Regions from separate parts of the Homo sapiens genome. Here region 1 is linked to region 2. The links are chromatin loops, found by intact Hi-C in ENCODE. Cell type or tissue: PC-3. All regions are shown on one strand. Each heading gives the region's core, and the rest is flanking DNA. Links, peaks and the distances in the headings are about the cores only.

Evidence for each region. A loop is a pair of places that touch in the nucleus more often than their neighbours do. Peaks named below come from ENCODE experiments on the same cell type or tissue, not always from the same donor. Only the 100,000 strongest peaks of a DNase experiment are listed, where the experiment ranks them.
Region 1: a loop joins it to region 2, with 5 times the contacts of the local background. A loop is called at or near these places in 14 of 110 quality-filtered maps.

What each region holds. Positions count from the first base shown.
Region 1 is chr5:84,286,446-84,290,189 of GRCh38, forward strand. All of the region lies in intron 1 of EDIL3 (EGF like repeats and discoidin domains 3), which reads right to left. Among named protein-coding and RNA genes, the nearest start is that of EDIL3-DT, 94 kb to the right of the region's middle. In PC-3, for the core only: no CTCF peak of the experiment used is centred there; a DNase peak (open chromatin) is centred at 1,716; H3K4me3 peaks cover 248 bases; H3K27ac peaks cover 1,303 bases.
Region 2 is chr5:84,449,150-84,452,893 of GRCh38, forward strand. No RefSeq gene overlaps it. Among named protein-coding and RNA genes, the nearest start is that of EDIL3, 66 kb to the left of the region's middle. In PC-3, for the core only: a CTCF peak has its summit at 2,055; no DNase peak of the experiment used is centred there.

The sequences.
Region 1 (3,744 bases), core at 460-2,959, 160 kb before region 2:
GGCTGATATGCAGTGCTTAAGGTCTTATCAAGCCTATACTGAAGGAATTCAGTAGACAGTTACACTATGAATCAAGACAATATATTTAGCATATACTCTGCGTTTGCTTGCTTTTTTATTTTGTTAAACTTTCGCCAGGCTTTGACCACATTACATATTTAGTTGGAGTCTTTATATAAGGGAGCCATGATTTTACTTTTTGTATACTTTATAACTTATTAGGTAAAATGGGGCAATAGAATAAATAGAATAATGCAGGGTTTATTTGTTCTTTCTGAAGGTTTTGGATACAATTATTTCTCATGGTTTTTCTTTTGCCCTCATAAAATAAGGCTCTGCACCTCAGGTTGGAATCAATTAGGCTGATCCTCAGCTGTTCAGCATTCAAGGTTCCCAGTGGGGCAGCCTGTATGTACCTGCTCTCCCCACTGAGGTTTTAAGCTGAACTTCTGGAATTGTGCCCAGTCTTTGGGCCAGACACAGTATCTCAGCAATGCTAGTGCAGAAGTCTAGTAGGTAAAAACCTCTTTCATGGTTTAGATAAAAATCTATTGGTGCTCTTCTAAAAACAATCCTCTACCTGAAATGCTTGTAACCAGAAAATAACACTGGCAATTAGAGAGGAAGACAGCCACATAATGGGAGATGCAGAGACTCTGGGTTGGTGATTATTTATATAATATTGTTGAATGGTATAATAGATGCATACGTTCTATTGAGCTAAAGCTGTATTTATCCACTTGCCTTATTTTCATAAAGAATATATAGTAATCTAATTTCTAAAGAAAAATGTGCTATGTGGATTCTTTATACAAGAATGAGAGCTTATTTTTGGATGTAATAAGAAATGTGAAATTATTATTATTAAGAAAGTAAGATGTGGGTATTTCTCTTCCAAAGGTGTTGGTCTTCTCTGCAGCATATCTCCAGATCATCGTCAGCAGGACTGAGTTGAACAAATTGAAGAAAACAACAGTATTGCTTTTCAGATTCTGAATAATTTGCAATATTAAATTTGTAGATCAAATCAGCATTTAAATATCTGTCAAAATGATTGCTAATACAATTTGGAATTCAGGTTGAATTTTGAAATTAATGAAACTACACAAGCTTAATGAACATTAGGGATTAAAATGCAAGAATTTCTGTACTATGGAAGGACACATGCACAGGCCTGCTTTTTACAAGATCACAGGGGGAAATGAAGGGAATTCTTGAAATCAAAAACGCTGCTAAATACAAATGTCAAATCTTAGTCATCTTCTTACTTGACCAATGAGCAGCATTAGACAGAGTTGAATGCTGTCTACTCTGTGAAACATTTTCTTTACTTGGTTTCCAATACACATTTTCTTTGATTTCCCTCCTCCTTCTCTAGCCATTCCTTCTTAGCGGGCTCTTCCTCTTCCTCTCTAACTCTTAATTTTAGAGTGCTCCAGGGCTCAGTCCCTGGACCTCTTGTCTTTTCTATCTATACTCATTCCCTTTGTAACTTCAAATAGTCTTCTTGGCTTTAAATACCATCCACAGACTGAAGACTCTAACATTTTTGCTATATCCCCTAAAAACCCCAGATTTATACTCACGAACTCACTTGGATGACTAATCTGCATCTCAAATTTAACATGTCCACACTCCTGATAATTTCCCCAGACCTACTTTTCCCGTTGTCTTTCTCATCTCAGTTAACGTCAACTTCATTCTTCCAGTGGCTTGGGCCAAAACCCTTAGAGGCATTCATGACTCATCACTTTCTCTCATACCCACATCCTCTCTGTGGGCAGTTTATGTTGCCTTTACCTTTAAAATACATCCAGAATGTGACCATTTCTCACCCCTACACTTCTAACACCCGAGTTCAATCCATAATCCTCTTTTGCCTGGGTGACTGCAATAACCTCATTTCTTTGCTTTTATTTTTGATGTTTTCACTATCTTCTCAACATGCAGCAAGAGTGATTTTGTTAAAAAATGTCAGGTTATGCTTCCCCTTTGGTTAAAATTCTCATTGTGATGATGAAATTCTAAAATTTAGCAGGGAGTATAATGCAGGCCCTGACCAACTGAAATTCATGCTAACATCCACCTACTAAGATTGGACCAATACCTACCAAGTAAATATCAACTGTACTCAGAGGGCTTCACATCGTCCTGTCACCTCGGGATATTTCCATCTAAACACTTTCCTCTGTTTGGAATGCTTTTGCTCCAAGCAAGAGTCTCATCTTCCTTAAGTCTTTACTAAGAAATTATCTTCTCAGAAAGCTTTCCCCTGACTACTCAACTTAAAATTGCAGGTCTTCCTGACCCCAAATCCTGGCCTTCCTTAGGAACACTGATCACCAAATGTCATACTACACATTTTACATAAATATCTTGTTTATTGTCTCTCTTCCCCACTATAATGAATCCCCACAAGAATAGACTTTTTTTTTTTACTCCTATACCCATCACTTAGAACAAGGTCTACATAAAATAAGTGCTCGAGAATACTTGTTGAATTAAAGTTGAATAAATAAATGAACAAATGAAAGCAACGTATAGTGTGGAGCTAAGAAACGCAGCTCAAAGCTTGGGGATTGTAACTGTACCTGTCTTATCCTAGAATGGCACATTTAAAAAATGTTTTTGTTTTTGTTATTTCTAGGTGAACTGCTAAATTCAATAGTTTCCATCTAGATTTCTAAATGGAGCTGGGAATATATAAACAAACAAACAAATAAATAAGTAGAGTAAGTCTACAATGTGAGTTTGGCTTTTTAGTGTTAATAATGTTACACATTTAACATTCCGTGACATTATCTAAATAAACTTACTTAAACTCACCCAATAACAATAAGAGTGTTTGTTTAACTTTTCCTTCCCTTAAATTAGCAAAACAGCTTAATCAGGGTAACAAAGAGCTGCTTGAGTTTTATATACTGTGCCTTCTTCCCAGAACTTACTATTTCCCAGCTCCTCCATGAGGAGAGATTTTACCTCTGAGTTCTTATTATTTCCATTTTCTCTTAACGAGCTCTTTCTGCTCAGCATTGATAAATGCTCAAATCATCACAAACACTTCCTCCCTTATGACTCCTTCAGTCACTTCACTGCTTGCAAGTTGTAGTCTGTCCCCAATTCCTCACCTAAAAAGGAACACCCAGAGCCCCTTGGTTGTGAATCTAGTGGGTATTCCTTGGTCTTTATCCTACCTGACTTTCCGTCAACAACTGAGATGACTAACATCTGATTCTTAGGACACTTTCCTTATTGATAGCATTCATTCATTTATCTCCTTCCATTCCTTTGACTAACCTCTCTGGGTATTCTTTCTCACATTATTTGTTTATCAGAAATGAATACGCTTACTGAAGTTTTTTCTAATAAGGTCAGATACTTCCAACTTTTAAGTTAAGAAATTGTTTAAGCACTAAAATATGTTAATGAAATGAAAACATTAATAAATTAGTTCTATACTTCCACAGACATATTCTGACTATAAATCTTAAGTAATTTCATTTTAATATCCCACTGCCTAATGAAAAGAATTAAGCACATACACTTCCTAACTTCTAAGTAACAGATTGTGGAGGATGCTTTAATGGGACCCTCAGATCCTCCTTCAGGAACAAAACATTAATTTCCCCAGCCACAAGTGTTGGATCCTGAAAGCTCACAAGTTAGTACCTCCCTACTCATTCTCCTGCCCAATAAAACTACCTCATCTGCATGTCTTCCCTGAGGACAGCCATATCCAAGGAC
Region 2 (3,744 bases), core at 576-3,075:
AAAGATCTTGGTTTCCACATATATTTTAATCCCCAGTCTCTACAATAGTAACTGAATACAAACCGGTACTCAATCAATACTTGATAAGTGAATGGATGGCTGAGTATCTCATCCATTTTCTTCTGTTTATGAAAACTTTAAAAATCATGTTTGATGATCTGTAAACAATTTAATCTACTTTTCTCTACTTTCCCAAACATTTGAATGTATTTAAAGATAAATTTTAAAAATGATATGGTGGTGATTACAAGTAAAATATTGAGTCTAGGATGAAAAGTTTGTGTAGTGTGACAGTTAATAAAAGCTCTCCCATTGTGATGATAGCTGTATTTGGCAAGAGTAAAAGTTAAGATTTGATGAACAGGTTCTAGATGGGGAAAATAACAAAATGTGGAGAACTAGAGACATGTGGAGAAGTAGAAATTAGTATGGCATTCAGGAAGGCAGCAAGAAGACAGGATTGAAGGACAGAGTAGAGACAATATTAGTTAGCCAGGGAGGAGCCAGAATGAATGGCTGAGGGCTCTGACCAAAACACTTTGATCTTAGAAAAGAAATAAATAAGCAAATAAGCTCTTGATTAGGGAAATAGAATGATAAAGATGTTAAAGAAAGATTAAGGTCTTATCATCACTTGCTACTTATAATTTGATATATATGGTGTACTAACAGAAAATTGAGTTAATAATTTTTAGTAACCACTTCATGCCAGTTTGTGTCCTGCATGCTTTAAATATTTAACTTAACTAAAAAGTAATCATGCAATAGAATGACTTTTTCAGCGCAAAGTACATTAGCCTCCCACTCTTACAGGCAAAATTAGAACTCATTTCATAACCTATTACTTTTGTAGATATGGTCTGTTGAGTTCTCCAATATATTTCAATGTTTTATGAAATTGCACCAACTACACTGATAATATTAATTTACACCTGTTTTTTTCTTTAAACCAAGCATATTTCCTACTAGAGGGTTCCATATTTGAGCATGTTTTGAGGGCATTTAACATGTGTTTTCTGAGTAAATCATTGGGTTTATGTTACTGCATGTATATATTTATGTGTGTGCATATATGCATATAAACATAATAAAGTGAAGTATCTATTCTGTATATTACATATTTAAAAGTTGTCAAGAGTATAGAGTTACACTGAATTAGTATAGATCTGCCAATTTTCTAAGGTAATAGTCCATATATCCATTTTAGGCAGTTAATAGATGCTTAATTGGATAATGTTAGTGCGTTACCATACTTTTTGCACAAGGAGAATTTAATAAGGAAAGTCATTAAAGAGAGTAGAATTATACTGTGATCAGTTTATCATTAAGGTGATCGGTTCTCCTCTTCCAGTCATTTCCTATGCTCTTTAAGGTATTTGGGGGGAATTCTTAGGCATATCACCTGAATGTCCCACCATAATTTTTGGCTCTTTTTCTAAGAAAGTTAATATAACTTTGGCCTCTGCTTGAATTTTTATTCAGAGAATAGGTATATATTTTTCTCTGTGTCTTCTAAGAGCAGTACAATGAATGTGAGTTAGATATAATGAAAATGTTCTTGACAGTGTTAGCTGTTAAACATTGGAATAAGTTATAACAGGGGAAGATTAGAGGGCTTTAAAAATGAGATGAATCATCATCTTAATAACAGCATAAAAGCAACATAGGAAATGTCATTCAAGATCAGAACAGTGGTCTATTCAGCTGCTACTTTTTCTGTAACCTAAATATCTAGAATGTAGTAGTTTCCTTCCCCAACAGTCACCTTACAATAATGTAACTCAAGTATTCTTAGTTTCACTTTAATATGTTCCTGAGAAGTGAATTTAATCTACCTTAAGCCTGTTCATCTTTTTATACAGTACAAACTCTTTTTGGATATCGAGAATAATTTTCTTTATGATTTTTATACCTAAGCCATTCAGACTTTTTGGAAAGTCCACCATTAATGAATTAATATATTCATTCATACAACTGATAAATATCATTTGAAATATCAGAATATACAATATTGAAGAAACTGACTTAGGCATTATATGAATGCAACATAAATGATATATTTTAATCTGACCTCTAGAGGTATCAGTTAAGAATTGCACTCAGAGCAAGCTGGCATAATAGGAGTTCTTAGGCTTCACTCTTCCCCTACAGTGAAAATTAAACTAGCAATTATCCACAGGCAAAAATACTATCATGAATATCCCAGAACCTGGGAATAAGGCTGAGACACCTCTTTGGACCGCATAACTGAAAAAAGCTGTAATTTAATGGTAATAACAGTTCTTTGACCATGCTGCCCCTCCCCAAGCTGGCACAGCACCAGACATGGAGAATGCCCCTATATCTATGATTTCTATTGTGGAAAAAGTGATTTGGAGGTAGACATTCAGCTTCCCTACTATTCTGGGACTCTACAGGAGGCTCACCTCCATCTTGTCCCATGGGAAACACTGGTAGTACTGGCAGAGCTAGATTACCTGAGGTCAGTTAGAAACAAAGAATGAGGCTGGGGCTCACATCAACTAGCATGTGGATCTTGGTAGTTGTTCTGCATTCTGGTCAATGGAAGTACCACACCAGAGAGACTAACCAACAGTGCCATGCTGCAGGAAACACAGTCCATGGGACTTCCTGATTTGGATCTCTAGCCAGCTTCCTCACACATCCTGGATGTTTTCGTTGGTTTTCTTAGTTAAGAAGCAACTGTGCCAGGCACAGTGGCTCACACCTGTAATCCCAGCACTTTGGGAGGCCGAGGGGAGCGGATCACGAGGTCAGGAAATCGAGACCATCCTTGCTAACGCGGTGAAGCCCCGTCTCTACTAAAAATACCAAAAGAAATTAGCCGGGCATGGTGGCGGGCGCTTGTAGTCCCAGCTACTTGGGCGGCTGAGGCAGGAGAATGGTGTGAACCCGGGAGGCGGAGCTTGCAGTGAGCCGAGATCGCGCCACTGCACTCCAGCCTGGGCCACAGAGCCAGACTCAAATATTACCAGTGGATACAGCATCTGGCCCTGACCAGCCACTGCAGGCAGGAAGTGATCCAACTAAGCCCTGGTTTTCTTAGTAAATATTCTCCATGCTTGAAGGCAATTGCAGGTCAGTGATTACCAGGGGAGAGGGTGTCTTGTTCTGCCCAACCTCAGTTGCTGAGTGGTGACTTCACCAAACTTCGGTGCTCTGCTTAAGCATATGCCAGGCTGGGAAACAAACTCAAGTTCATGCATATCTGTGCCACATAGCCTCTGCCCTGTCCATCCCGTGTGGTCGAGCAGCAACCCAAGATACTTCACTCAGCCTTGGAGTTTAGCACATGGCCTTGCCCAACTACAGGTTCGAAACAACAACATCTCCACTAGGCCAAGAGTGGTAATCTGCAACTTTGCCCAACCAGAGATTATTTGCAGAGCCCAGGCAGCAGCCAAATTTGATGGCAGAGTCCATTCAGTGGTCTTACTAGACCACAGAGCTCAGCCAGCATTACCATTCAACCTCAGAGCACAGGAAGTGACCCAGCCCAGTGGAAGAACCTGACACCAAAGTCTGCCTGTCTATAGCTGCTACTAGCTGGAATTACCTGCAATTATAGGCTAGACAAAATAATAAAGTTCTCTCACCACCAAAAAATACCTGCAAATATTGGAAAAGGTACCTGTCTTATCAAGTGCACAGGTATCAATGTAAGTATACAGGATTATTTAAAATCAGGGAAATGTAACACTACCAAAGGAAGTTAATCAAGCT